Regions from separate parts of the Mus musculus genome. Here region 1 is linked to region 2. A link is a loop called in an ENCODE intact Hi-C map of the cell type or tissue named here. Cell type or tissue: left cerebral cortex. All regions are shown on one strand. Links, peaks and the distances in the headings refer to the core of each region. The heading gives the core; the rest is flanking DNA.

The links. A loop is a pair of places that touch in the nucleus more often than their neighbours do. Peaks named below come from ENCODE experiments on the same cell type or tissue, not always from the same donor. Only the 100,000 strongest peaks of a DNase experiment are listed, where the experiment ranks them.
Region 1: a loop joins it to region 2, with 2.1 times the contacts of the local background. A loop is called at or near these places in 6 of 42 quality-filtered maps.

What each region holds. Positions count from the first base shown.
Region 1 is chr6:35,997,509-36,013,541 of GRCm38, reverse strand. Gm38790 (a long non-coding RNA gene) reads left to right here and starts at 13,847. Exons shown (of 4, transcript XR_868978.1): 1 at 13,847-14,132. In left cerebral cortex, for the core only: a CTCF peak has its summit at 8,659 (motif pointing left); DNase peaks (open chromatin) are centred at 7,163, 8,660 and 11,383.
Region 2 is chr6:36,241,078-36,257,110 of GRCm38, reverse strand. No RefSeq gene overlaps it. Among named protein-coding and RNA genes, the nearest start is that of Chrm2, 140 kb to the left of the region's middle. In left cerebral cortex, for the core only: a CTCF peak has its summit at 7,817 (motif pointing right); a DNase peak (open chromatin) is centred at 7,838.

The sequences.
Region 1 (16,033 bases), core at 4,263-12,262, 240 kb after region 2:
AAAATGCTAAAAGCTGCACACTACATATGATAGAGAGAGGTCTGGGTTCCCTTGGCATGGGCAGCACTGAGCCTCAGACCTTGCTCCCAGCTTTGAGCCACTTCCTCTCTTGGAGGAGCTTCTTAAATAGCTGTTTTGGATTCTACCACTATCCATCTATTCCTGGCCCATTTCTTGCTCTGAGAAGCAAGAATCTGGAAATCAAAGAGTTCCCACTGGTCTCTGAGATGCACCTGTAATGATGAGACCAGAAAGATAGAGCCAAGTGGGAGACTGAGTCATGACTGACCTCCTGAAATGATTCAAGCTAGTCTCTCACAATTGGTTAGGTTTTATGAAAGTGAATCAGTTCTTCTGTGAGTAAATGGTTACAAGGAGCCTGCCCACCCTCCTCCTCCTCCTCCTCTTCTTCTTCTTCTCCTTCTCCCTCTCCCTCTCCCTCTCCCTCTCCCTCTCCTTCTCCTTCTCCTTCTCCTTCTCCTTCTTCTTCTTCTTCTTCTTCTTCTTCTTCTTCTTCTTCTTCTTCTTCTTCTTCTTCTTCTTCTTCTTCTCTGTCTCCTTCTCTCTCTTTCTTTCCCTCTCTCTCTCCATATGACCTCTCTGCAAGATATGTATTCATGATACATGGTGCTTTCTGCTATCACACTCCCCAGATAATGATGCTGGTCTCATGCTGTAAGGTATTCAGACTTTAAACTAATAAACCTCTTTCCCATATTACATGCCCAAACTCTGGTATTTTGTAGTAACAAACCAAAGACCCTAAGACATGGGACTTCTGATTTATGAAATTATTCATGCCAATTTAAACCATGCACATGAGTGTGAACCAATAAGAAGAGCTACAGTCCGAATACTTAGGGAGCACAAGTCTATAACTACAGAATGAATGACTGTACCACTGAGAGTGGAGCCCATCAAGGAAGAATCACTAAAACTTTTGATACTTTCTATTCACTGTAACTCTATCAAGGAAAATTCACTCCCATAATCTCTCAGATTAAAAAAAAATGAAATTGCAAGAACAATCCTAAATATAATACCAATTTTGTCCATGTGATTGTTTGTATATACTTGGCCCAGGGAGTGTCAGTACTAGGAAGTGTGGCCTTGTTGAAATAGATGTGTCACTGTGGGCATGGGCTTACGACCCTCACCCTAGCTGCCTGGAAGTCAAGTCTTCCACGAGCAGCCTTCAGATGAATATATAGAACTCAGCTCTGCCTGCACCATTCCTGTCTAAATGCTGCCATGCTCCCACATTGATGATAATGGTCTGAACCTCTGAACCTGTAAGCCATCCCCAGTTAAATGTTGTCCTTTATAAGTCTTACCTTGGTCATGGTGTCTGTTCACAGCAGTAAAACCCTAACTAAAACAGAAGTTGGTACCAAGGGCTGGAGTATTGCTGTGATAGGTCTAACCATGCTTTTGTTTGGAAGAATGTGGTGGATGTTGGGACTTTGGATTTGGAAAGCAGTGGAATGCTTCAAATGGGGCTTAGTAGGCTGACCTAGTGGGAATATGAAAGACTTTGTAACTAAGAGTGAGTTGAACTGCACAGACCTGGCCCAAGAGGTTTCACTGGAGAATAACTTCAGTATGTGGCCTAGAGACTGTTTTTGGAGTACTTTGATGAAGAAAATGGCTGCTCTTTGCCCTTGTCTGAAGAGTCTGCCTGAGGCTAAGGTGAAGAGACTCAGATTAATTGCACTGACAAAAGAAGTCTCAGAGCCTCCCTTCATAGACTTAGTTCTCTGGTTAAGTCTCATGAAGAGCATTTTAAATAAGCATAGAAAACTGAGAAAGGAAAATATATAAAATATATGGTTTGAGTATTAAAGGAGCTCAAGGAAGACAATGAAGCTGAATCCTGTGTTCAAGGATATTAAATTTAATTAAGGGAATAGTGAACGTGGGGCAAGATCCTACCCAGCTAAATTTAGATTCAGGCATTGTAGTACAAGCCTTTAATCCTAGGAGGCAAAGACAAGCAGATATCTGAGTTCAAGGCCAGCCTAGAACAGAACAAGTTCCAGGTGAAGAAAAACTTAAATCCAGGCTTGGTGGAACCAGTGCTTAGGATACAGGCATGCACATCTCTGTGTTCAGTGAATCTACAAAGCAGATTCCAAGATAACCAAGCTTAGGTAGTGAAGGAATTAGAAAACAGAAAGCTAGTGATAATGTAATAGAACAAGGAAGCCATGTTCCAGCTCCTACAAGCAGTGGAACGCGGCAGCTTCAGCCATGTGGTTCTGGCTTTAGAGTGAAAAATATAAGGGACTACTAGGAAAATTGATGCTGGTTAGCTGGAACTCAGAAATTAGTAGTGATTAAGAAGAGACCAGCATCACTGAGGAGAAATCTTCTGGAAAGTGTTTTCTAAGAACACAAAAAGGCAGTGTTTCAGAGATAGCCAAGATTGTACCTTGTATTGCAGCTCTACTTGGTAATGTATAAGAGTTACCCAGGTGGTACTGATTTTGAAGGCATGAAAGTGTCATGAAAAGTAGCTCAGGCTTGGCACTGGGAGAGGCCAAGGAAGGCCATTAATGAAGGAACAGCCTCAATTACAGTTGACAGCCTAGGACTAAAGGGGTCATGCAAAGGATTTGAGGCTTGGCACCATGAAGAGAGCCTATCAGAGGCTATTGGTGAAGCCTACTTGCAGCAGAAGACCTCAGTTTATTGGGAGATGCCAGTACCATAGGACGATCACCAAGAACAGCAGTGGCAGTGGAGTGGATCAACTCCACTTAGAGCTTAGAGTGCTACAGAGGGCAGAGCTGCAGAAGTAACACCAGCCCTTTGCAGGAGCCCAGAAGATCATGTGTGGATCCCAGACATTGAAACAAGAAGCTGTAACATTGAAGTTGCCTTGGAGATCCAAAGATGTTCAAGATGCCAGCACCATGGACTATTTGCTGAGGAAAACTGCTAGCAGGGAGTGGAAACAGCCCAGGAGAAAGAACATTGTTACAGTCAACAAAGATGAAAATGGAATTGGACATCTAAAGACTGCTTTAACATCAGACATGAAGACATAGAGTTTGGAGTTTGACCAGCTGGTTTCCTGTCTTCCTCTGGGGATTCAAGTTAAGTCATTGGATGGATCTCAGAAGAGACTTTGAACTTTTAACATTGTTGAGACTGCTATAGACTATGGGAACTTTTGAAGTTGGACCAAATATATTTTTACATTATACTATGCTTAGGTATGGCCCCCATAGACTCATACATTTGGACAAGCCTATTGGGGCCAAGGAGTGGAATGTGATGGTATGTATATACTCGGCTCAAGGAGTGGCATTATTAGAACATGTGGCCTTGTTGGAGTAAGTGCCTCACTGTAAGCATGTCACCCTAGCTGCCTGGAAGTCAGTCTTCCACTAGCAGCCTTTCAGATGAAGTTGTAGAACTCTCAGCTCTGCCTGCACCATTCATGTCTAGATGCTGCCATGTACCCACCTTGATGATACTGGTCTGATCCTCTGAGCCTGTAAACCAGCCCCAGTTAAATGTTATCCTTTATAAGACTTTCCTTTCATGGTGTCTGTTCACAGCAGTAAAACCCTAACTAAAAAAGTCCATAATAGCCATGATTTATGTCAGTAGAATGTGCTTGATTTCAAAGCCATATCGGTTCCAGTGGGGCCACAAGTATCTGTCAAGTTCAACCTCAGCACACATGAAATCACACCAAATTCAGGTTCAGGCAAACAAAGGAAGCTGCTCTGAGAGGAGCCGCATGAGAGTAAACACTCTGATACATAGAAGGGCATGCCTGGGGATCCTGCAGATGCAAAAACATCACAGCTCAATCCTGTAAAAGCAACCTCCAAAAGCATGCCTGTTCTCCACACACAGATCTTTGATTCAAACTTACTTTTTAGGGAAGTGATCAGGTAGGTGTATGGAGAAACACAAAACTTCTACCATTTTCAGACTCTTCTCTGGAGAATGCTGTGTATACAATTATTCTGCACCTATGCAGCAAAATGAATCAGCAAACATCATCTTCTTCATCAATTCTTATATCTGTTCTGCTTTATCTGCCATCAGTTAAGAAATGACCAGGTTATGACTAGAGAAAGTAATTTTTAAATAATTAGATGGCAACATAAGATAGTAGTTAGGAGAGGGGTGTAGGGAGCTCACCCTGATGATGTAATACACTTCAGAGATATTGAGGGATATTTTATTTTTCTATGCTTATCTTTTCATGCAATTCCAGAGGAATACAGTATCTATTTATACATATGTGGTCATACTGCTCAATTAATTCATCAATGATGCTACTGGATACCGAAATCTTAGATGACTTTCTCTCCATCAAATCTCTGTTTACCTTAGAACAGCACAATTATACGTCTAAAAGAAAGGGAGAAAAAAAATCTCCAGATTACTTGTTTTTTATTACATGTTCCAAAGAGCAAAGGCCACTCAATTATTTTGGCTCCATTGACAGTTTGTTTGAATAGAAATGTCACTGCTCAGCCACCAAATTGCTCGCAGGGATAAGTCTGGCAGAAGGGCTCAGAAATTCTAAAAGGCCTGAGTCAGGGGTGTGAGTGAGATGACCCTACAAAGACGCCTCACTTGGCACCTTCTTGGCATTCACTAGACTCCATCACTCAGCATGAAAGTCTGTATCGCCATCGTCTGACATTCCCAGAACCCTAGAGAAGCGAGTGACAAGCCAGGAGCCAAGTGGCACTAAATTGATTTAAGGTGATTAAACCTGCATTGAATTCATGATTGAAAGTTGCTTACAGATTTTCCTAATTGTTCTTATCTATATTTTGGTTCCACAAGAGTCCGTAAAAAGGCAGCCCAGTTATGCTAGAGCATCAAGTGGAGAGTAAGAACTCTTAGGTCACACTCAATTCATTTTTTTAACCAAAATAATCACTGATATTTGCAACACCAATTGAATTGAAAAATAGAAGATTTAATGTGTGCCTGGAGGTTACCAAAATAGCCAAATCATGACACAGCCAAGAGCGTTATTTCTGTCAGTGCAAAAATGGATTCAGATAAACTGGGGAGTAATTTGCTTTGTTATTTGGTCATCATCTATTATGATACTGAAATGAAAATTAAAGACAGAACATTTGCTTTAGTGTTCACATACAGAGCCTGAAGGATCCACTGCAGGTCAGCACTGTTTCTCCAGGGTTTGGAAAAAGGATCAATTATCTGTTAAAATATAAGTAAACATAGGTGGCATGCATTTCCAGAGTGGAGACATGCTTCTGGGGTTTGCAAAGTGTTTTCACAGTGGAGCTCCTCGACAGTTAGTAGCATCAATTCTTGTGGTAGCAATTATTCCCTATTTGAACAGCGTGGTTACATCCAAGGCCAAGCATCTTGATAATGGGACTTGACTTCCCCATTACTCTCCAGGTCATAGTCAGTTCTCTTTGGCAAGCTAATACCAAAAGCCCAAAGAAATTTCAAGAACGATTTCATTCGGCAGACATCTAAGCTTTACGTTTTTGTTATTTTCCTGTCTTGAAATCACAGACTGGGTGGTTTGGGTTGTGATCTTTAACTAAGGTTCTGAAAAAACTGTGTGTCCTTCTCTGCTTAGATGTGAAACACATCACCTTTAGGAAGCCTCAGCACTACCATGCTTCCAGAACTGACTGACAGAGCTGTCTGGCTGCCTAGCACTGGGGTTCCGAGATGAAGATCTCTACCACAAAGAAGTCCTTTGGGTTTGGGACACTGTCATTGCAGGTGAAGGTGGACACAAATCAATGCGATGTTTAAGATCCAACGGCTTTCTTTTCCTTCGAATTTCTGCTTCTTTCTGATAAATACATAAATACATAAGTGAATATCCAGTATCCTATCAAGATAACAAAGGGAGATTTTTCCCATTTCTGTCATCCGTATCACAGATGCATTTACAATGATATATTGTGTAATCTGACAGTAAAATACCACGACTCTAAATGATATTAATATTTTAACGAGAAGAAACTCACAAAGAATATTTAAAGGCGCATTTGCAGAAGGTATCAGAAAAATTAATGTTTGTACCTCATCAGTCACGTTTGTCATGTACATCAGCAGTCCCTGGACCAAATTATCCCCTTATAGAGAGCATGGCTCCTAGGAACTCTGCACCTCAACAACTCCAAACTACTGCATACACCAGGTTTTCTGCCATGGCTCTCTACTTCTTGAGCGAAGCCCTTTTCTCCTTCTCTTTTCGGTCTCTAGCAGGACCGGTAGCATCTTCTCCAGGAAGTTAGCATCTATTGTCATCTAATATATTCCTGCTCTCCTCAGCCAGAACATTGACATATACCTGTTTCTACAGCACCATATAGATGCCACGTGTACATTCTATTCATGAGTCAGTTTCCCTACTGGATGATCAATAGGACTCCCTCATCTACGAACTTCTGCTCATAAGCCCTCATAAAGCACCTGAGCGCTAGCCCCACAGAATGAGTACAATCCATATGAACACTACAGCGAATGATTTACCAAATCTGCTGCAGATTTCTGCTCCCTGTGGAAAAAAATCAGAAAAATCAGAAAAATTCCCCTCACCATCCTTAACACATGCTAGGAGAGGCAGAGATTTGAAATGGGCTGAAAATATATCTGAATTATCCTGCAAGGGTCATTGATAAGGTGTCTGATAACTAGCGGAACCTGGGTTTCCAAGACTTCACAAGCAATCTTTGTTACTGGATAGTGCCTGCCTTAAAGTTTTAGCTAAAATGCTCAATTATTGATAAAGAGCACATTTGCACTAACAGCCTTGCATTTGTCATTTAAATAGGACACTCTATCCCTCTATCCCTTCGCCCTCACGTTTTTTAGTAGCTGTCATGTATAAAATTACTACCATTTAAAAAGGAGATGGAACATAAGCATTTGGAGCCAAATGTCATAGGGGGCCGAGGTGTGAGAAGATGTTGCAAAACACTTACACTGTTCCCCAGGGAGCACAGAATTTAGGTCAAGCCACATCAGGAGCCTACTGACTGTTCAGCCCAGATTTTATTATATATTATGTCTTTTTTGGAGGTGGAATATTTTAGAATATTTAAATTTGCTATGTACAACTTAAAATACCTACCTCCTTTTTTGATGAAATTCAGCCCATGCCAAAAAAAGGAAAAAAAAATCTAGTCTCATCAAACAAAGACAAATTTAACTTTAGCAAGAAAAGACACGTCAGAGAGGGAGTGTCCCATGTAGGGAAGCAAATAAAGAGGGGAAGAGGAGAAAGACACTGTGTGCATATACTCCCCCCTCCACTGCACACAGATGCCTGTGTGAAAAGATGTGAGCTGATGAGGAATTTCAACCCAGGAAGGGGCATGTTCAAATTGACTTCCGAAGAGGGTCTCTCTAACTACAATACTGGGGATGCCTCAAAGGTACAGGGAACATCTATGGGAAAAGGGCATGACATGGATAGAGTTTAGGTAAATTTACTAAGGAACTGTCTAGCCTATATGAGCTGAGGGGTTAGAATGAGGTTTGAAGTGCTGAGCAGCCCTGGGAGTTCATCACACAGTGGAACCACACCAACCTGCTCTCAACTCAAGGCATCGCTTGTGCTTGGAATCATCGCTTACACTATTTCACTGCAAGTTGAATAAGCCTTGTGTTGTATGCTGCAATTCCTACTCTAACATCTAATTTTAGAGCCCATCAGTGGTTCATTATCATCAGATTTAAAAGGGCAGAAAACTATTACCCATACACACAACCCCAGTCCATACCTGATCCTCTGTTTCTCAACTAAATCAAGATGAGGTTGCTTAATCAACATCAGCCGACCAACACGATCATATAACTTCTCAACTGTAAATTCCCCACTTATAAAGCCTAGCAATGAAGAAGCATGCATCTCTAAGGTGTTCTTAAAAGTAAGATCCAATCCAATAGAAGATGAATTGATTTGGTATAACCATAGTATTTATTAATGCCGAGTCAACTGTATCTGTACGATGCATCTCATCAGGGTTCTCTAATCAGGACACTGAGGGGCTTTGTGAACCAGGGTCACCCAAATATTTCTCAGGTTGATGAGCAAGGTGGAATGGTGTATAAAAATGAGACCTGGTTCTAGGCCTGGTTTGTGTCTTAGATTACTAGCTGTGTACTTAATAAAAAGTCAGTTCCTGGTCTCAGACTTCATTTTATTATCAATAAAATGAAGACTGTGCACGCTAAAATCATTTCCAAGTTTGATGTTCTGTGCCTTGGACAATTTCCCTGAACTGTTATTTCATGCTTTAATTTTCATCAACTCTAGCAAGGGAGGTTCCTAGACCTCCAGTATGTTAGGTCAACAGAGATAATGAGGTTGGGAAATAGAGCTACCATTGCCTCTCTCCTTGCTGCTCCAACCAATATTAGATACAAGGAAATGCTTCAGTAGTCAGACAGCATATTCTAAGGGTGTCAAGATTTACAACACATTTCTCAGGAAAGAAATGCTTTGCTAAGAAGGGAAAAGTGAAACTTTTATTCTGCACACCTGGGATTAAGCATGTCTTTCACGCACTCTGTTACTATGGTTTGGAACAAAGCATGGGCAAAACAAACAACATCTGATAGAATCCCATTACCTACTGTACTAGATCACAGCTTGCAACTTAAGAGCTCTGCCCTCTAGTGGACAAGCTTTTCAGCTGCAAGTTTCTTTTACTAGGTCAGAGAGTCCCATTCAGCATTGCTTGCATTTGTGGCCTGGTCTGAATCTTATCTGATACTGTATCAAAGGCACAAGACTTGAGAATAGAGTCCCAACACTGAGAATTACATGAGGAGCACTGTGGTACTTGGTGAGTTTAGGAATGAGTCCTGATTCCTCTCTGTTAGGCACTATGCTAAGTGGTTAAATAAATGCAATTTACATCACACAACCTTCATACCAGGAAAACTGTATTGTACCTATCCATTTTGGTTCCTGAAACCTGCTAGTCCATTGGACACTGAAACCAACAATAGCAAGAAAGCATGTAAGTGAATGGATAAAAAGAAATAATTCCATGACATTTCTCTGCTTGTCGATCACTTTTCACACTTGTCCAGTGCACTCTCAGAGCTTCTAAGTAAACACTCTTAGGTGAAATTTTAATATCTAACTTCAGACTCATTGCTAACAAACTGAAGTACTAAAAATGGGTCTTTAAAATCCCTAGACTCAAGAATGCACACACACACGAGAGAGAGAGAGAGAGAGAGAGAGAGAGAGAGAGAGAGAGAAACAAAAAAGTCAGATAACTAAATAAGAAAATAAAGCTAGTTCTAAAAATATCTTGTAAATATAGAAATATAGATGTAAGTAGGTTAACCATAGAAGTAGGTACAAGAGTGTCATTTTAAAATTAGTCAAACTTAGGATGGCACCCCTTACCAACAATTCTTTCTAGATGCTATTTCTCCTTGGTAAAAATGAATTACTATACAATTTTTTGAGGGGCCACATAAGAGTGATTTGCTATCCATTTTACTTCCTGTTCATTGTCCTGTATTATGTTATTGCCATAGATGCTTATGCCCTTCCTCATTTAAAGCATAATTTTTTTACTCCTCTCAAACCCTAAGACACACACAAGCCTAACTGCATACATACAGCAGCCAGCTGTTTAAGAAAGCCTTGCTCCATACAATGTGTGTGTGTTCCTCTCTTCAGCACAACCTTGAACCCATTTTTGAAATTAGAAGTCTACTCAGGGTTTCCAAAAGAAGACAAATTTGTCTTAGAGACTTAGTAAATGACTAGATCATCCTCTCCAGTGATACTGTGTACTCATGAGGAAATGCCACATGCAAGAGTAGTGAGAACACAGGGTGAGGAGCAAACACCAGAAGCCAGAGTGACAATTGGGGAGAGAGGCTAATTAGAAGGCTGGGACAAAGTTCAGAAGCATGGTTTATTCTTTGAAGACTCACATTTTATTTATCTATCTATCTATCTATCTATCTATCTATCTATCTATCTATCTATGTATCTATCTATCTATCTATCTATCTATCTATCTATCTACCTACCTACATATCCATTCATCCATCTATCTACTTATGTGTGGGAGAGTGAATGTGTGCTCAAACACACACACATACACACACACACACACCCCAACACACAAACATGGGCCCCAGAAGAAAATTGTGGCAGTCAGTTCTCTCCTTCCACCATGTGGGCTCTGAGTACCAAACTCAACTTGTCAAGCTTGACAGCATGTTTTACCCACCGAGCCATCTCACCAGCCCCGTCCAGAAGTACAGCGCTCTTACTAAGAGGTAAATGCATTAGCCATCATCCCAGTCCTTCCAGGAACCCAGGCATCCATCTCACACCTGCATTTATTACCCACTTCAAAACTCCAGCCAACTCAGGGACTTGAGAGTTTCTTTTCTCTGAGCATAGGGAAAATATCTGCCCAGGCTCCCTGAAATGCCTTCAGCCAAATCAAATCCCCCTATTCCTTTCTCAACATCCTGAACTTGCCCTCACAGGAACTAACCCATTTTACACATACATTGATTTATGTAATTATTTGTTTAATATCTATTTTCTCTACTAAATGTTTAGTTCTTTTCGTGGCAGGTGTTCTGTGCAGTTCCCATTATATAGCTGATGCCTAGTACTATATAAGTTAGATGACTAAATGAGTGAGAAAATAAGGCCATGCCCACATGGTTTTGATCCTTTCTCGCTTCTCCTGACAGCCACTTGTATGAAGTAAGAACCTAGTCGTCAGGGGATGCTGATAGATTCCCACTTTACTTAGGCTCACGTGGAGTGTCCAAACCTCCTGACTCAGTGAATATTTCCAACAAGCCAGTTCCCAGCAAGCAAATACACTCATGCGTTTGAGTTACAGTCATTCACATTCAAATTTATTGTGCTTTCTCATTTGAGAGCTGAACTTCTAATAATAGGCTTTATAGTTATTGCCCTGAGTTTGGTGAGTCACAAAAGATATATTAATATATAGAAAAGAGAATACTTAAATCACTTTACAGTAGACACTATTAACAAAGTAATGCATAAACAAATAAAAACAGGATTTAATATGAGGAGTGAACGTACACTGGTCAGCCCATTTCACTCTACTTTCAGTAGAGTAGGTTTGAGAGCAAATTCTGTATCTTTGGTGTTGTGTAACAGTTTCCTCGGAGATTGAAACATTCTATCCTTCAGGAAGCTCCTTAAACAGAAAGGTAAACAACTCAAAATAGCTTCAGGAAGTTCCTGTAAGTTCCATTTACTATGCCCCTCCCCATTAGAGTAAGCACTAAAAGCTGAAGAGTCCTGCTCAAATCAAATGAAGTTGAACTGCTAAGAATACTCTAAGAGGAGAAAAGCTGCAAAGGCAGAGCAGACCAGCTGCCTTGAAGGAGCAGCAACCAGCTGAGCTGCCTGAAAGAGGTTTAGATCAATTGGTGCACCGAGAAACAACACTCTCCAACCTATAGAGCTGCTTGTTGGATGTGCAGTTGTTCCAGGTTCTCAGCTTTGTGATCTGTCATACATGCTGGGGTGTGCTTTGGTGAAACAGATGTTTTTTTGAATCATTTCTACTCCTGCAAATAACTCCTCACCTACATTCCTTTAAGTAAACTCAATTAAACTCACTAACTCACCAGATTTGGTGGTATGTGTATTGTCTGACATGGATTCCCTATCTGGGGTAAGTAGATATGTGTGTTGTGTCTCCTACAGTATTTGAAACAATTATATAAGCACGAAGTTTCAAATGGAAACTGTATTATATTTTATTATTAACCAACTGGCCTATTTACCACCACCACCACCACCACCACCACCACCCCCCCCCACACACACACACAGGAAGACTCATAAAGCAACAGAACTTGTATAGAACCCCATGCCCTTTCTTACTTTGTCCTTCCACATGTCAAGTCTGAATTTTCCAGTTGAAGTTCTGAGTCAAGCTGCCAGCAATCAAGACAGCAGCTAGGCTGGAGACAGAGTGTTCACAAGCAATCTAATTAGGAATTAAAATTTTAAAAAAGGAACAGACAGATGATTGGGAAAATTTTTATTTTAGCCTAGTAAAAGCCTAGAAAATACAATTTCTTTTTAAAGATATCAAGATCAATTTCCCAATTTTGTTCACCCACCTGTAAGAATGGACTTGATAGTGTCAGGGTCAGATAAACTTTTCCTTGAAACTGAGCCAATGCTTCTGGAGCTGACTTTGCCTTCTGGGTCGTCTTCTGAATGCTTTCCAAGAGCTTTGCCCCTTTGCAATCTTTTTGGTCCTTGAAACTAATGGCCTTTATGTTCCTTCTCTTGGAAGAAAATTCAACTGATGGATATACTATCTGCACTTTTAAAAGTATTCAAGAAAGAAGAATATGCTATGTTACCAGAAATTTTGAGGATTCCTAATTGGGGTATCATTGAGAAAATTGACTTTTCTCTTAGGTTCTCAATTTTCTTGATAAAATAACTTTAAAACAAACTCAGAATGCAAATCAACAGCAGGACTATCAGGATTTATGAGGGAATCGGGGGCAGGAAAAGAGTGCATTTCTGCAGCTGTCTGGAGGAAGGAGATGGAACAAAGAAAGAAAGCCATTGAGTTAGGCACCACAAAAGAAAGGTGGCTGTACAGAAAGGGCAAACTGTCTGGTAAAGTGTATCCAGGATTAGACAACTTTACAAAAGAAGAAATGGGGGAAATGTTGCTTTCTCTATAACTCAAATAGTATACAGGCTTAGCTCAGCCTCAGGGCTACAACTCTATAAGGTACTGTACCAAGGACAGGCTTTCTGGAAAGTAAAGGTACATTGAAGGCATTATTGTCACTCCTATCTGTTTAGCATGGCTTGAAGTGGTCACTGCTTCTGAAGTGTTGTTTCTTAGCCAAATGATTGACCTGCCCAATCAGATTAACTCTTATGGTTTTTGCAGCTTGGAATGTTGAAATTCAAGCTCTGCACCGAGGCCAGAAATTTAGCTTTTCCTTTAATGGGCTTCTATTGAGCCCTGATCAAGGCATGTATAACACTCCCCATTCTGAAGATGTAATCCTAAAATCCTTTAGTAGATGAGCTGAAACTGAGAAATAAATGTTGTCCATTTCACCATGAAACTACAGAGATCCAATTCTAAAGCCATTCACCAGGTAGTCTTAACACTGGAGTGTTAGGCCCTAGAATGGCCTCCAGGCACGGTGCTCATTTAGGAGGAAGTAAGATACCAGAGTTCTTTCTTGGTAAGGCCAGAAAACCAAGGATACCAGAGTTGCTGTGTTCAAATCCCTGCACCAGCTTCCTTCCATTTTCTATTTCCTGTTTTCATCTGTGACACAAGATAAATACGTTCTTACTGGGAATATTTGTCCATGGTGCACTCGTTCCTTAATTGTCTACAGAACAATCTGCAAAAGGAAGAGAATTATTGTCTCCCTAAAGTAAGAGAGGTAGTCTTTGTGCAGGTCCCATCCCAAGCTTCTGATGATTCAATTCACCTTGGAGCATAGCGTTTCTTACCTCTTCCCTGGATTAATTAGCTACATAAAATTCTTTGTTTCTATAATAAATGGAAATGAATTTCATGCAATAAATGATTTTGTTTGCTTGTTTTCTTTTGCTCCTGAAAAATTTCCAGAGAGGAACAAGACAAAATAATTTATGTTTAGTCTTCTGATTCTGAGAACCACTAGTCCTAATATTGTTGCAAGAGACAGAAATATCTAACCTCTCCCATAGTTTAAGATTTGGAAAGCGTTTCAATTTCCTTCAACTATTGGCACTGGGTTCTTTGGAGTAGAGTTTAGACTTTCTACTATAAACCTCATTTGAGCACTGTGCATAGTTCAGTGATGCTACGTTCCATTTGAATATCGCATTAAAATCTTGCAGAAAGCTTTTACAACGTCCAGTTCTCAGGCAGCCGTATCAAATTAAGTTAGCTTCTTTGGAAGATAACCGGACATCAGCAAATACAATGTAGAGATTGCAACATAGGATCCTATCTCCTGCTCTTACAGCAGCCCTTGTTCCTGTCTTCTTTTCTCTTTTGGGAGTGAGTATTTCCTTCTCCTGCCTGAACACAGAGTTGACAAAGAAGCAAGGAAGAGGCAAGAGAATGAAGAGAGCAATTAAAGTAAGTCTGGGAAGAAAGAGTACAGTTTCTTGCAGTTTTAGGAACAAAAATCTTTTTCAAGGTAATTTATGACAAAATACAATATACTCCTTTGGAACTGTGTTATCAGTAGACCAAATTTAATGGAGAAAGAACAGATAAAAGAATTAAAACATGAAAAGCTAAGTAATTGAGATTTATCTAATTATCATGATATTTAAAGATTTAAAATCATTATCCTTTAAGTAAAGCAGGAAATGATACAGGGAGACAATTGATGATAGACAGACATGTATCTATTTGCTATGAGTATGTAATACATCTTTAATCTATATTCATATAATTTTATGTTTACATTTATAAAAGTTAGATTTTATTTAAAATTTATAACTTTTATAAATTATTTTTATATAAAATTTTTATAACTTGTGTGAATATATCTTATTTAAATATATAAATACATTTTGAAGATGTATTTTCTAATCAAACCAAACAAGCCTGAGGAGACAAACACTTTTACCCCCATGCATGTCCTTCCAAATGGATTAATCAAGATCACTTCAGAATGATACCAAACCACAAGATTCTAAAAAGAGATAAATTGAGCTCATGAGCTACTCTGCATTCTGCCCATTTAAAACAATTTAACTTGAGTTTCAAAGTGAGAGTGTAGCCAGGTTCACTTCACTGAACCTATTTGCATATTCATCTGAATGCAAAGTGCAGGATTAAAGTGAATTGCTGTTTAGCTTTCTTCTGCTCAGTTCTCTGCATGATCCACCTCTTGCTGACAGGCACAGGAAGCCCCAGGGGAAGCATTTATAAAAATGGCCTTACAAATTTGTTTATATGCAATACCCTCTTTCCCACAACAACAGAAATCACCAGGCTCGTGAAACTACAGCAACCCTTCCCAGTAAGTCAACCTCTCCGACGCCTTCTCATCCTGTTCTTGTTTTCAACAGTCTTAATTTGGATTTATTACCCAGTTTAACCTTTGAAAAGTTATTTTACATATCTATCAGGATATCAAATAGTCATTAAGTCCCCTTACAAGCTACCCTCTGTGTAAGTTTAAGAAACGTGCAGATAACGCCAACAAGCCATTTTCATATTAGAATAAAGCATATACACATTAAAATTCTAAATATCATAAAAGATGCTGTATTGGCTCAGTTTGCCCTGCTTCAAAAGCTCTTTTAAGAGTTTTAATCACATTGTGTCTTCAGTACATTTGCGGGTGTATGACTGAAGATCTGGACGTCACTCTTGAAGTATGTACGTAATTCTTTTTGTATTCCATAAGTAAATTTAATCTCCCAAAACAAGAAACATAAGGTCTGAACTTGTGTCTTATCTTCAGAATAGCATTCATCACAGAGTCTCTGTTAAGAGTCTGACAGCATATTTGCTAATTCATAAGCCTTTCATATCTTCCTTTTATTTATCCACTGCAATTTTGTTATTTGCCTCTGTGTATAACCATTTTTCATAAACATATGTTAAATAGCATTGGGTCCATTCTAAATTAAACACGTTGGCTCAACTAACTTCTTAAATAATAGATAGGCCTATTTGAGAAGACTTACAGTGTATATATCTGTTTTATAACTTTACTTTGTTCTACTAGATTTGTTGATATACATATACATATACATCATATACATATACACATACACATACACATACACATACACATACACATACACATACACATACACATACATATACATATACATATACATATATAATCAGCAGCAGCTGCTGCTGTGGCTTACCACTTGATTTTTGTTGTCTAATACTGTTTTGTTACTCCATGTCCTTTCATTTCTATACTATTTTACAATTATTTTGTCCATTTCTGGACCCCACTGGGATTTTTAATAGGATCAAAAATAATGTACATAGAACTTTACAGAGAT
Region 2 (16,033 bases), core at 3,808-11,807:
TATCCTCCAGACCCATCCATTTGTCTAAGCAAATAACAAATTCATTGTTTTTAATAGCTGAGTAGTACTCCATTGTGTAAATGTACCACATTTTCTGTATCCATTCCTCTTTTTAGGGATATCTGGGTTCTTTCCAGCTTCTGGCTATTATAAATAAGGCTGCTATGAACATAGTGGAGCATGTATCGTTATTACAAGTTGAAACAACTTCTGGGTATATGCCCAGGAGAGGTATTGCTGGATCTTCTGGTAGTACTATGTCCAATTTTTGGAGGAACCACCAGACTGATTTCCAGAGTGCTTGTACAAGCTTGCAATCCCACCAGCAATGGAGGAGTGTTCCTCTTTCTTCACATCCTCACAAGCATCTGCTGTCACCTGAATTTTTGATTTTAGCCATTCTGACTGGTGTGAGGTGGAATCTCAGGGTTGTTTGGATTTGCATTTCCTGGATGATTAAGGATGTTGAACATTTTTTCAGGTACTTCTCAGCCATTCAGTATTCCTCAGTTGAGAATTCTTTGTTTAGCTCTGAGCCCCACTTTTTAATGGGATTATTTGAATTTCTGGAGTCCAGCTTCTTGAGTTCTTTGTATATATTGGACATTAGTCCTCTATTGGATTTAGGATTGGTAAAGATCCTTTCCCAATCTGTTGGTGGCTCTTGCTACATCCCGTCAGTTTTCATGACTTGTGTTTCTACCTTAGTTTTCTCAAGATATTTGATAGCTTCCTTTGGAATTTGTTTGATTCATTCATTGATCTTTTTTGTGTGCCTATGAGTTTATGAGTCTTTGTCTGCTGTGTTCTTGAATTCAACATTGTATTTGAAAAAGATATTTGGTGTGGTTTCAGTATTCTTAAATTAAGATCATTCTTGTGACTTAATGGTCTGTAGTGGAGAATGTTGTGTATGCTTGGAATAAAAGTATATAAATTGCATGTAACCTTTGTTCATGTTTATCTACTTGGTTCAGATTGTTTTTCAAGTCTATTGGATTTTTTTTTAGTAGATGCTTTGGTTTCCACATCATGGAAGGTGAGGTCCTAAATCTTTTACAATTATTGGATCTCTATCCATTTCTCCTTTAATTTCAGCTAATATTGAATTAATATGCATATGTATGTATAATTATATATTTAGTTGTTCTGCTATTATGTATTATGTCCTGTTTATGCATTAGAATTATCAAGTCCTCTTGATGAACAAGTCCAATTCTGGTTATAGGATCAATATTTTTGTCTCTTTATGTAGTCTTTGAATAGACTATTTCACTATGATATAAATATAGTTACCCTTGCTCTCTTCTGGTTATCAATAGTGTATAATAGGTATTTCCATCACATTAATTTAAGTATGCATGTGCTCTTAAAGTCCACACAAGTCTCCTATGTGTAATATACAGATCAATATTTATAAAAAGCTCTTCAGTAAAGATATTTCTGTTTGAGAATCTAACCCCTTTATATATTTATTTTGTGATCAGTGACATTTCCAAACTTCAAATGGTCACTTGGTATTTTCTGATTTATGTTTTCTCTGCTGTATTTATTCTCCTTTTTCTTTGCAATAATGACCTGTTACACAGGTGATTTGATTCTTTTTGTGTGTGTGTATTTACTATAAGTTTTCTCTTTGTAGTAACTGAGTCTTACATATAATATCACTTAGTGAAAAATGATCTATTTGAAGCTGATAACTTAGCTTCCACAGCATATTTAAAACACTATTCTCCAGCATCCTTCCTTATAGTTTATTTACTGTTACCATATTTTTTCATTGTATATGATTAGCTGCTTTTCATAGATATTTTTAACATTAAGCCTTGTAAATATTGATACTCTAGCAAAAAAAAAAATGACTTAGCTACAGCCATTATTGCATTAGAGTACTGTGAATTTGACAGCCTTCTTACCTGTACAGTGCAGGTTCTCTTTGCAGTTCATTGTTCATGAGCATTGTTCCATAATAATTCAAGCTTCCCAGCATTTCTTGTGAGGCAAATCCACTGGTGATACTATTTTGGCTTTTCTTTTAAGGTGTGTGTGTGTGTGTGTTCTAAAGGACTGTTTAGCTAGATAGAAGATACTTTATTTTTAATTCTCTCATGCATTACATCCTGACCACAGTTTCCATCCATCCATCCATCTATCCACTCTCCTCTCTCTCTCTCTCTCTCTCTCTCTCTATCTCTCTCTCTCTCTCATACACACACACACACACACACACACACACACACACACACCCCTCCCCTCTCCTCCAGATTCACTCCTCCTTTTCTCTTCAGAAAAGAGCATGTCTCATAGGAATATCAACCAAACATGGCATAACCAGATACAATAAGACTAAGCACAAACCCTCATTTCATGGCTGGGTAAGGCAACCCAGTTTGAGAAAAGTGAAGAGTCCCAAGAGTAAGCAGAAGAGTCTGAGACACCCCTACTCACACTGATAGAATTCCCACAAAATCACCAAGCCAACAACCATAGCATACATACAGAGGACCTAGCATAGACCCTTGCAGGTTCCATAATTGTTGCTTCAGTCCCTGTGAGTCCTCATTAGCCCTTAGTTGATTCTGTGAGTTGTGTTGTCCTGGTGTCCTTGACCCCTCTATCTCCTATAATTCTTCCCATCCCTCTTCCTCCGGGTTTGCAGAGCTCTGAGACAAGGGACCTGATGGAGATCTTCAATTTGGATTCCTTCCTCACTTATGAATAGATTTTTAACTGAGAGTTTGTTATTGTTACTACTGTTATTTGTTTTTATTGAGGAGGAGGTGGAAACATCAAGGTAAGAACAATCAGCTAACTGATGAAAATATTTGGGTCCAGAAGACATAATAAATCAGAGTATATATAGAAGCAATGAGCACATGTTTGGACAAGAAGGCCACAGAATAAAGATCATATAGGTAACCAACGATGGACAGGTGTTTTCACTTACTTTACTGAACACTCTTGACAAATCAAGGTAAATCATGTACATGATTCATCAGGATTTTCTATTCCACTCTTCAGCTAGATGCTAATTCGCAGTATAATTTGGAAATGAAGCTCTTTTAAACTGACTGTAACATAAAGTGGGTTTGGTGTCATACTTGAGCTTTTTGGGAAATTGTCCAGTCTTCTAGAGAATAAGGTGACAGAATTGACAGGTGTCTGATATATGTCTTTGAACAAATTGGACTATGTATGTAAATGAGGAGCTCAGGTTCAGCTTGCAGCTGTTTTCAGGCTCTACAGGACAGAAACAATGGTAATGCTTCATACCTGTAGTTTGGAATTGTAACTTTACTAAAAATTATGTATATTTATGAGTGTTTGCATGAATATACCTTCACTCTCATATGTGACATGAGAATAATAACATTGGTGAGACAAATAAGCAAGTTATAAACAGGCTTTCTTTACATATCATTTGATGTTAAGCATCATCATAAGGACAATCTATTAGGATGACATGGCAGACACCATTTTTGGATATACTCTGAGCCAATAACTGAAATTATGTTTAAATAAAATTTAACCTGTGTCCTTATTGTGGAATGGGACCAATCATTATCACCACCTAAATATAGTTAAAGTACTAATCCATCATGAAATTATAAGGAACCTGTTTTGCCATCATTAGGACATGTTTATATTGTCAGATGAGTGTAAAAAGAGAATTAGAAAGGAGATGAGATTGCCACCACTCCTTAGAACTCACTGCGTGTGCCACATAGATTACCACAGATCACCTCATTTAAACATCTCAATAGTACATTGTACAGGTATTATCACACTTATAAAACAGACACACATGTGAGATTCAGATAGCCATTAACCTTACATAAAGTGACCAAGTTTTTAAGTGTCAGACCCAGGTTTGAAAATCAAGTATGCATTAACTTTGTATATTGTGGATGAATTATTTCTCTCACTTGGAAATCCATCTGTTGGAGTAGCTATGAAAGAAGGGATCATTTGCATTTATGATCATTTGGCAAGTCCTCATTAAACATCTTTGCTTCTTAGCAATATTACAAGAAATCTCATAAGCTAGATCTGGACTTCTGTTTTTCCAACCTCAAGTCTGGGAAATCAATATCCTTGGGATGCCCCAGAGCTACTTCTTCTCCTGGGGAGGAGCAGATACTTACACAAACCCGAGAAAATGGAGATTGTCACCTGCACAGAGAAGTCATCCTGCCAGCCAGTGTCAAATGTTGTTGATTGCACAGCTGACATCTGTATTGCACATTAATCAGTGTCCCAGCTTGGCCTGAGATGCAAAGACTCAGACAAGGAAGCATAAAATGAGCCCAGCTTCTCTGCAGGCCTTCCATCTGTCTATCAGAAATCCATGTACAGGGGCCCAGATAAACATACATTTATAAGAGGAAAGGAACAAGAGCAGCAGAGACAGCAAGAATGTTCTACGAAAATTTAGATTAAAGTCACGTCTGCACTGAATTGGTGACTATGGTCTATTTTTTTTTTTGCTCATGTAAATTATTCTGTGACATCTTCCTAAAAGACTTTAAATGTGTAGATGGAATTGTTTTGAATATGTTCATTGTGAAAGGTACTGAAGCTGTAAAGAGCATTTACTTTGAACAAATTAATCCATTTTGTGGAATTCTCATTCCATCTTTCATGGTGCTCTTGCTCCTTAGTTGGACCTCCACGCTGAGACAGTCCTTGTCCCTTACTCCTTATTTTCCATCCTTCAGCCTAGAGGCTGCTTTCAGCTCTAAGCATCCTCATGCTGCCTTCTCTCCCTCTGGGTGCCATATTTACTGCTTAGATCATTGGTTCCTAATCATACATGAGAACATATAGTGGATTGCCAATGAGATTTGTTTTTGGTTGGTTGGGTTTTTTTACAGAATCAGAAAGAAATGAAGAGTCAACCATATTATAGATCCTTGTACTTTGTTCATGTGTCTGTTTAGCTACAGAGGGAATAGATGGTGCTATTGACACATGCGTCAGACAATACTGTGGAGAAGACGAGCTTATTCAGGGGATTGGGTGTGTGCCAGTGCCCAGAGGTGAGAGCATCTCACTTACTTCCCCTCAGAGTGTCATGACGCCGAGGTTTCGATACATTTGCTTGAGTGGATTTGTGCACCAAAACCATTTCTTCACCTTAACTCACCCTGGTAAAATGAGAAGATCCCCAAGAAGGTTCTGTAAGGATACTGTGGTTAGCTCATATTCTAATATTGCTGAAACAGAGATGAAAGCACATGGCTGAGAGAACATTTCCACTCCAGTATATCCCACAACATCTCTGTCAGCAACTCTGGAGACAAAAATCACTGTTTGCCAGTAGTGTACCACTGGGCAGACACATTAGACAAATTAAACAGCCATTCTGCCCAGATTTTAATTGTAGCCCACAGAGTGACTGATTTTTAAAATATACTTCCGTCACAGAGAGAGCACTTTTAAAATCAGATTTTCCAAAATAGCACCATGGTTATATGATGCTGTTGTTGGATTTAAACTAATTAAACAAAAAATGTTTGGATACTTTAATAATTTGAGAGCAAATACTGAGGAAACACACAGACAGGATTTTCTATGCAATGTGTATGTATTGATTGTAGGGGTTAAAATACTGTCAAAGCTCAAGTTTCCTTTTTAATTAATTATTTAGTTTGTTTGAGATGGAGCCAAATGTAGCCTAGGCTAGCCTCATATGGCTATGTGGCCAAGGATGACCTTGATCCTGACCTTCTTTTCTTTACAGTCCAAATACTGGGATTCCACACCTGACTGAAAGTGTTCTCTCTCTCTCTTTCTCTCTCTCTCTCTCTCTCTCTCTCTCTCTCTCTCTCTCTCTCTCTCACACACACACACACACACACACACACACACACAGGCTGGGTTAACTGATTACAAAATGGATACAGAAGAATAAATAAGTAGAGTATGTTGTGTGAAAATAAATGGAGATGTCAAGCATAGAAGAAACAAAATCAAAAGAATCATGGGTTTCACAGCAGAGGCATACAGGCTTGAAGGGAAATGCTATCTCATTACTTTTCTCTTGGTTTTTAAGATGAGTCAAAAAGATGGTTGGGAAATAATTTCAGGGATGAAGTGATGGAGAGGTGACTCTGTGTTATAAGGAGTCTCATAGATGGGGAAAATAGTAGTGTAGCAGTACGTCTGCCCAATCTAGGTGCACAGCTTGTATTTATATTATTTGAGTTGTGTTTTCATTGCTAGGAAATATTAGGTTGGAGAATTACAGCAACACATTATAGTAATGTTAGGAAGCATGGCAGTGTCCAGGCAGGCATGGTGCTGAAAGAGCCCTAGTTCTACATCTTGATAAATTTCAGCATCAGGAAAATCCTTCTGAACTGGGGGGAGCCTAGGCATTGGAGTCCTCAAAGTCCACCTACACAGTGACACACTTTCTTCAACAAGCCATGCTTATTCCAACAAGACCACACCTCCTAATAGTGCTACTTTCCATGGCCCAAACATATTCAAACCACCACAACCAGGAAGCACAAAATATAGCAATGTTTGTTTACATGGAAATCTAAGGGTATCTACACAATTGAATTGGTCTAACTAAAAGAATAATGATATAGTATAAAAACGTTGAAGAACAACTTTTGATACCGTTTGACTCTTGGTTGTGGCAAGTGCTGAGTCATGAAATAATGGTTAGTCATGTGATAAAGTTACAATGTTTTCAACATGGGAAGGACTCTGGATGGGCAAGTTTTCTATCAGAATTGCGATGGTGATGTAAGTAAAATATCACAATTGTAGGGGAGTGGTGATCATTTACACTACTCCAGGAAATGCTATCATAGGTTGGCAACTGGCTTTGAACATATAAGATATAACAAAAGTGATACAACGCCAGGGACCTCTTTAGAAGCACTTAGGAGCCATTTTTTCCTTTAACTTTTCTATTTGTGAAAATCTTATGGATGGAGCTCCATTGGAGTTTCCTGGTAAATCCCTTTCCTGACTATAACATGATACAATTTGCCATTTGTCATAGTCTGGTTAAAGTACTATATCCAAATTTGAATACTTAACTCAGAAAAAAAAATATTTTATTCATCTCATGGATTTAGAACTCCAAGGACACGGTACTGGTGGTGTCTGCTTAGTTCCAATGAGGGCCTCTGGCTGCATTATACCACGCACAATTTCCTGGTTTCATGACAGCTAGCATGATAGCAGGAACATATGCAAGACAGAGAGACCACACAGTAAGACAGGAAGTGAGAGACCATGCAAGTTCCCAGATCACCTCTCATAACAACTGCCCTGGCAGAAACTAATTCCTCTGTTCTCAAGGCGGCATCAGATCTTCTGGAACTGCAGTTATAGATGGAGTAGCTGCCACGCACACGCTGAGGACTGAACCTGTGTTCTTTAGAAGAGTAACTAGCCACCTTAACCATTCCGCCATCTCTCTAACTACCAGGTATATTGTTTTAAGGCACCATAAACTTCCAGTGTATTAAGATCTTCTATTTGGATGTAACTTAGATTGTTTTGTCCACATGAAGTCATGGCAGGGCTGCATTGCTTTTTGTTATTGTTTTTGTTCTCAGATACCTGATATTAGTATGTAAAGAGCTCTTCAAAGAAAAATACTTTTTTAAAAAAATCACCATTTTCCTATTTCTATCCTATCAGCTTCATCTATTATGAATGAAAGATAGCTGAAGTACTAAAAATATCCTCAACGCAGCTTCCAGACTCTAGAATCTAGAGAATTGAATAAAAACAAACATTTCTAGTGTGCTCTTTTTTTTTTCTTGACAGAATGCTGCAACTTATCTCTTCTCCACTAGGGGGCAAAAGACAGTATGGGAACTTGAAGATCGTTCTGGCTGTGCTGTTAGAGCCTAATGGGGTACATGATCGCTGGGCTGCAGTGACCCCACACTAGCTTTGAGAACACAGAGTGAGAAAGAACTAATCACCTAGAGACAGGCGTGTCTTCAAAGGCCCTTAACAGAGGTGACAGATAGCAGTGGCTTGAAAACAAAGAAGACTAGACCCTTGGCAGGAGAAATTTGGGGAGATAGAACATACCTTGTAAAGACCCAGAAATATTCTAGATTCTGAGGCAGGAGGGACAGGAAAAAAACAGATTATCCCATGAGGACATGAGACAGGAAGAAGAGTGAGCTCTCAGATGGGTTGTATTACAAGTTGTACACCAGGCTTAAAAAGAAAAACAAACAAACAAACAACAACAACAACACACCTTAGGCCTTCTTTTCTTACCCAAGAGTAATGATGACTATTTTACACGTAGAAGTAACAAAATCATTATGATCACTTGAATCAATGAGTGTGGAAGAAATATTCACAGCATATCTTATGAAAAGTCTATTAGTATTACCGTGGGCTCTACATGTCTAGAACCGATATGTTCATACTTTTAAAAAGGGTGTACTGAGTATTGTTTTTTTTTTTTTTAATTTTCAATTGGAAAAACCATGAGTAGCAATAAATGAGTCTCAGAGAAAATGTGTATGGAGCATGGGTACATTACTTGTTCTGTAGATATGAGGGCCTGAGTTTGAATTCCTGGAACTACATGTAAACTGTATTGGATGTTTGTGCCTGTACTCCCAGCACTGAGGATCTAAGATAGGCAACACTCCAGAGTTTTCTAGACAGCCAGCCTAGCCAGATGGTGAGTTTATGGTTCACTGAGAAGCCCTGTCTCAAAAAATAAGACGGAGAAGGATAGAGGGAGACACCCAGGGCCTTAGGCTGGCTGCACACACAATGTGGATACATGATATTCATGTATATACAATATTTTCAGAGATATAAATAAATAAATAAATAAGATGAAAAAATGAGGGCCATTGTGGAATTTAGCAACTAGGTGTTATTGGTTCATTTTTAACCACTCTGGCCTCTTTTGAAGAAAATACAATGATAATCAAAATTTCTTCAGCAAACATTGAAAATATTACCGCATTATTTTAAAATATTTATCCTAATGTCTCATTTTATGCTTCTAATTTATAAATCTATAAGGTCATCCTTTCCTAGCATATTATGAATATGCAAGGATATCTAACAATGTGATTAATTTTAATTGTCACTTTCTCTGTCATACAGAATTCTAAACTGAGACATTCTTGGGAGGGGAGGATTTCTTTTTGCATAAAAATGTAAGGCAATTATAAAAGTGTATCTGGAGTTCCAAGGGAGAAAATGCTTAGCTCATCTTTCTTATGGGGAGGGGTTCCCACAGTAGCTATTCAGCTAAACAAACAAACAAACAAACAACAAAACAAAAGCCCTCAAATGCTATGGAAAATTCTAACCCAAAAATTTCTCTAAACCCTGAGTCTTTTCGAAACCATTCTTGTGCTGTGCTTGTCATACACATGTGTCAATGTCCTCACTGTCTTGTCAGATTAAAGGGGCTTGTGTACCAGTGACACACACACTGAGACCAGGAAGAAATGTATTTTCCCTTTTGTGTATCAATCCATTGCAGTTCTTTGCTCATTAAGACCTGTTTTGTTGAATGAATATTTGTATCCATGTAGAGTAGACAGCCTTAGTCTAATGTCTGATCCAAAGTGTATGTGCAATAGATTATAGCTATTATTATAATCACTTGTTTAGAAATCACAAAATCAGGGCTAAAAGGAACTTAAGTGCTTATCTGATTTGGGAATTAGAAAATAAACAAAACGAAGGTCTAGACAGAAAGCATTTGCCCAAGGTCACAGACACAATCCACTACAGGCCCAGGGCTATGACCAACATCATTTAGATTCGGGTCTGGCATCCTTTCTGCTATCACATACCAGCACCATTGCTGGAAGATATAGTGTAGTGGTTTTAGAGCAGATGTGTGGCAGTTCAGACTGGCATAGGAGTCTGTAGCTGAAACTCAAGCAATTTGGATGCCCACAGGGGAATGGGCAGAATAAATAGGGGCTCGCTGCAGGCTCAGGCCCAGATTGAAGAATCAAGCTCATTTATCATGTGTACTGCTCCCCCTCACCTTTGTATTCTTTACAGAGGATTTACAGATCTTGCTTCCCTGCAAGAAACTGACTTCTTTGAAGGACAGGTAGTGGGAAACACAAGCTCTGGACTACAGAGTGACAGCAGCTGACAGAGCCCCCGCCCTGCTGTGGGTACCCCTTCATCTCCAGGCTGACAGGAAGCTGCTGGCATCATATCATCTGTCAATGTCTTCACTCCTCAGGAATGAGCAAATAGTCTGAGTCCTGATCTAAGATGAGGGGAAACCACATGCAGACAGTGAAAGCCCTGCATGGGCAGTAGCCGTTTGTGACCAGGAAAAAGTTGCTAGCAGATTCATGTTTATTACATTCAATATCTGTGAATAAGATTCTGTCAGGTCCTGTTCTGAAGAGGAAGAATATTGCATCAGGACCTAGCTACAGCAGTAGCTCTCTCAACATAGAAACAACAATTATAATGACAATAATTTAAATAGATGGTTATCTTCCCAAACAGTGTGACTTTGTATTTTATGCTTTTGTTGAATTAGAATACTGAATTAGATAAATTCTAAAGTCTCTTCCATCCTGTACATTGTGACACTGAACTAAACTTTTTAATGTTTAACTGCACCTATATATCTATTTTATTTTTCTGTGATTCTTGGCTAGTGCATAATAGCTAGTGTTCCCATTAATACAGGCAGCACAATTAATAAAATACCCTAAGAAAATACTTTTTACACTCAGGTCAACTACCAAAACTGTTGACAAAATATAGCCATAATCTAAGGATCAAGAAATAAGAAATAGAAAAATAAGAACAATAATATATAGGTAAGCACACACATAAACATTTGTTATGCTAATAATTATTATCCCCAATTTGCTCGATTTTAGTGAATTATTATTATACCCTTGCCTATCATAATGTGAGGGAACTATAGAATTTTTCCTCCTACCTATTCATAGTTTGGGTTGAAAGAAACCTTGATTTGTGAAGGGAAAGAATTGGAAAACTTCCCCTGAGATATTACCTTTAAGAAAATAAATCTTTCTGGAAATAGGTGAAATATTCATGATGAAACTAAGACAGTTTTAAATGTTGGCAAGTAGATCTACTGTGAGTGCAAAGCAATGGGATGCAATGCTTAAGGCTGTAGATATCCACAATGTGCAGGTAGAAAGACATTAGGCATGTACTAGTGTTTTTCTCTCTGCTGTTGTTTCTGGTACTCTAGGAGCACTAAAGTGAACATTCAGTTTGTTAGCATTTCCTCAATACATATAATGCATACCCACATACACATGATGTAAATGAAGTCACACTGCTTGGGATGATAATATTTCCCACAAGAGCCATAGATTTACCTAAAATAAATGCTGTTTGTCAAGCATGGAAATCTTCCTTTTGAGTTGTTAGAGGGGTATAAGAAACTCCCCAAACAATATAAGCTATTTCAGGCACAGTTCTTAGAGGAATCCAGGTAGAACTGACTTGTATCTCAGGGAAACAATGTACTTGAAACTCTCACTGCAAACACTGACCAATGGTGAGGCAAATATTAAGTGAAGAAGTATTTGCATACTGCTATATATTTATAAAAAACACATATTTAGAGACACTGTAAAGATAAGAACTAAATCTGAACCTAGACTCTCCAATCCCCAGAGTCCATTAAATACAAACTATTATGAGAAATTGAAGACTGTTTCAAATCCAAGGTAACCATGGTAACATCAAACCTCAATCCCAGAGCAAATCCTAATATATGACTATACAACTCTACAGTAAGTCCTTGCAAAAGAAAGAAGTGGATATCAAATGGGAAGAATAAAGCAATTCATGTCATACCATACTATCTTATGGAAAATGAATGTGTTTTAACAAAAGTGATGATACAAAAAGAAAAAAGTCATACTCTGGATAGATTTTTTTTCACAAAGTCTACATAACTAACTTTAGATACTATGGTGCTCATTGGAATGCTATCACAAGAACTTCACAACAGCCATGATTATTGTCCTAGATATGAGTGAACATGAGAATTGTTCAGAAGACCAAGCCTTGGAAAGAGAACAAGAGCAAATAACATGGACGAATGATGAGGCTAACAGTCCCCTGGGCTACTTGATATGCAGCATGGAGAACTCCACTGAGGAGTTCCCACCCTCCCTGGGAAAAGCCACTCTCTCAAGAGAATGAAGGGACACACTTGGGAATGAGTGTAGTAAGCCTGCACCTGACAATGAGGTGGTCACTTCAGCATGTCTAATCAATCTTTGCAGAATGATGCAGACAGAAAATTTAAAGATTTCATTCAGTCAAGATTCAAAACATGCCAAGCCTTACAAGGAAATAGGCAGGGATCATGAGAGCATAAGAAAGCAAATGGTCTCTCCCTTCTCCAGAAGTTATCAAAGAGAAAATGACATTGGAAATGGAGGTAATCAAAGTGCATTGCAGGAAAACATCAGAATTAATAAGCATTAATATACTGATGAACTCACATCATGACTAAATTATTGGGAAGTGTTTGAAATGTAGGACGCGGGGCCAGTGAGAGCAAGAGAGTGGCTGTGAACTTGTTCTGAAGGGTCTCAGCCCCGTCATGATTTTCTTCTTGCTTCCTGGCTGCCAGGACTTGAGCATCCTCCTTCTCCATGTGCTCCTGCCACAATGATGGCTTGCTTTACCCAAAGCTCACTATAGATGAGCCAGATAACACAGTCTGAAGATTTAGAAGCCATGTGCCAAAATAAACCCATGTTCCTTTTACATTGTTCTCTGTATTTCCTGCCATATTGACAAAATTCTGGCTGGTATACTACATAAAGTAATACTGGCAATAAGGTGCTGCTTATTCATTGTATGTGTAAAATTTAAGTATATAGAGAATAAAAGCACAAAGGATGAATAAATTAAGGATATCTTCCTAGGGTCTTCATCCCATCTCTGTAATATAAAGTATATTCTTAAAACAGTCACATAAGCACACATGAAATCATGATAATATAAATAGAATAAGCAAATAATTTATTAAATATAAAGCTCTTTGCTATAGAACATTCTACCTGACAGATGTAGAAGAAATTAAGAAAACAGAAAATCACTATTAGAACACAGTAATAGTAATTGTTTGCTGAGTTCATGTGCTCATAGATTTTTCAAATTAGCAGGCAACAGTTTGAGAAGAGGTACGATATCTGGATGCCCTCAATGTAGCTCTTCCAAAACTATCATTTGAAAACTACATTCCAAAATCATTTATCTCAAAGGGAGAAAGACTAATTTTCAAAGTAAAATTAAGAACTGGTTAATTAAACCAAGATATGAAAAGCAAAAACCAGCCGGTTGGTGGTGGCACACGCCTTTAATCCCAGCACTTGGGAGGCAGAGGCTGGCAGATTTTTTAGTTCGAAACCACTAAAACAAGATATAATGGTGTTCTCTATCAGTACAGATCACTACCGAAGGCTCAGGACTTCTAACCACAATAGTAAAAATGCACGATAAAAACTCTATATTGCCCAGAGGGAAGGTGCAAAAAAATAATTGTTTCTCACTTTTTAAGAGCCATGTTCACAAAAAACTGAGGATTGTAATGTTAGACGATAGTGAAGACACTTGATATAAATGGAGCATTGAATACTGCGTTAGACCCTGAACAGGAAAAGGAGCTAGCGAAAAACTGGTGTACAAAAGACAGTGTTTATTGCTCAGTTCAGAGTAATGTGTTGACTTTAGTTTCTTCATTTTAATTATTTTACTATGATAATCAAGATACAAATATCAGAGGAAGGAAAGGAAAGGATACATGAAATATTTTTTACTATTAGACTAATTTTGTTTAAGTCTAAAAGTATTCCAAAGCACATGAAAACAACATTTCAAGCAAGCAAACATGTTATCTATGAGGACTTTTAAAAAATTCTTTATACATGACAATACAGTGAAAACTGCCAAGCGTGATAAAGAGAAATGAAAATATCACTAATAAGTGAAAATATATGCTATAAGGATGGATGTGAAGACTCAATGTTTTGAAAACTGTGAACATCTCCCAGTTGATTCATAAGGTCAGAGGGCTAGTCATTAAAAAACAGTCTTTTAGACATTAACAATTTCACTTTTTCCTTGAATGACTCCACTTGATAAAGTTTAAGTTGGTGATCTACTTATCATGGCTCCAAATATGTCATGACAGATGGCTTTTTCTCATTTCATATGAGCTGATTTTTAATACTGATAACCACCTTAGAAGCAAAATTCTAGCATAATAGTTACAGAACTCTAATTATAAGTAAATCTATATCAATATATTTTATGAAACTTGAATAAATAATACATCCACTAATGTCATCATAAAGATATTGTGATCTACTTCTCTCTATCTATATTGAAAGGATACAGGCAACCATTTATTTAAAGTTAAGCAGAAGAAATTTAACTAAAACCAACTGTATTTGGGTAGCTACTTTGAAACCCATAATGGAACTTTTATAGTCTAAGAAGACATATGGCTGAATTTTGCTCACTAATGCCTAGTACAGTACATTGTAACTTTGGGGAATTGAGCTATCATTTAACTGAAATACAACTTCTCACTGACACTAAAGGTTTGTTATATTTGAAAGGTTAACATATGCAGCCTTTCCAATAAAATTATGAGTTCATTATTCTATAATCTTATAAATTGTCTACCCCTTCAAGAAAATTGTCTAGTTTTATATTTTGCCATGTCTAATGCATTTTAGTTCAAGTATCCTCATAAAAATGAGACGATCAATGTTGCCAATATTGTGATTCTGCTATGGGAAATTTCCATGGAGAACTCATTTCGGTTTTGCTTGGTACTGCAGTATAGATCTAAGACGCACTGTATGCCTTGTGTTCCAAATGTCTATAGCAGTTACTTAGTGCACTGTTCTCAAGTGCTTAGAGACAATAGCCATTCTGAACCACAGAAAAGCCAATCAAAATCTGTAATTTCATAGTTTTTCGTGTTCCAGAAAAGCATTGCCCTGTCCAGCATTGCCTCATGTTTTGGGGATAACATTGGAATGACTGTAAGGTCAGGAAATGGATTGTGAAGAAAATGCGTGGCCCATAAAAATCCTTACAAGTCTAATAGGTGGGTGGATGTGGAAAAATTAGGCTGTCATTCAGAAGTTGGATAACACCACTGCAGCATTTTAAGTGGACAGAGTCTTTCATTACTGAACACTGGGAGCAAATTTTTGAGAGGTATCATGCAACCTTGAATTTTATGTCTTTTTTTTTTTAAGCACCCAGATTCCGCTAAGCCTCCTTTCAACTCTGTATATCTGTTGGAGTCATTAAAAGCTTTAAAAGTTGTATTCAAAGAATTTGCATGTAAGATGACTTAATGGGCCGTAAGCTATCTGTTTTCTATACCAACAAATAAAATTGAAGTTACTTCCCCATGAACATTTGTAGCCAGTCACCACGACAATCTAGTGGTGCCTCACCACTATTATCTGCTATCTGAAATGTTCCAGAAAGTCAACAATGGAAAGAAAAAGATTATGATCTATTAAAGTGGGGGATGTTCAAGGTAAGTAAGCTAAACAATTTCTCTAGATTTCTGCCTTGGATGAAACTCCTTGAGAAAGGAAAAAGTACCACAAGGAGGCAACGGTTCTAACACCAGACAGCTCAGAGTGTTTGCTACAGAAAGTGTGCAGATGTAAATGTACAACACCAAATCGCTATATGAGTATTTGTTATTGAAAACCAAGCTCACAAGAGCCATCACCCAATCAAAAATTACCCAGCATGAAGAAAATAAAAATACTCTATGTGGAGAGAAATCAATCTGGAAAAAGTGAATTAATATTGAAATAAACGAAGAGTATGAAGCACATATCAAAGGGTAAACTATAAATATCTTAAAGGTTATGAAGTAAGACATAATTAAATTGATGGAGTTAGCTGGCCTTTTCTGCTTTGTAGGTTCTTTTTCTCCACCTTTTCTCCTCCTGGTTTCACCCCCTATTACAGTAGGAGAGAAAGGATAGAGGCAAGG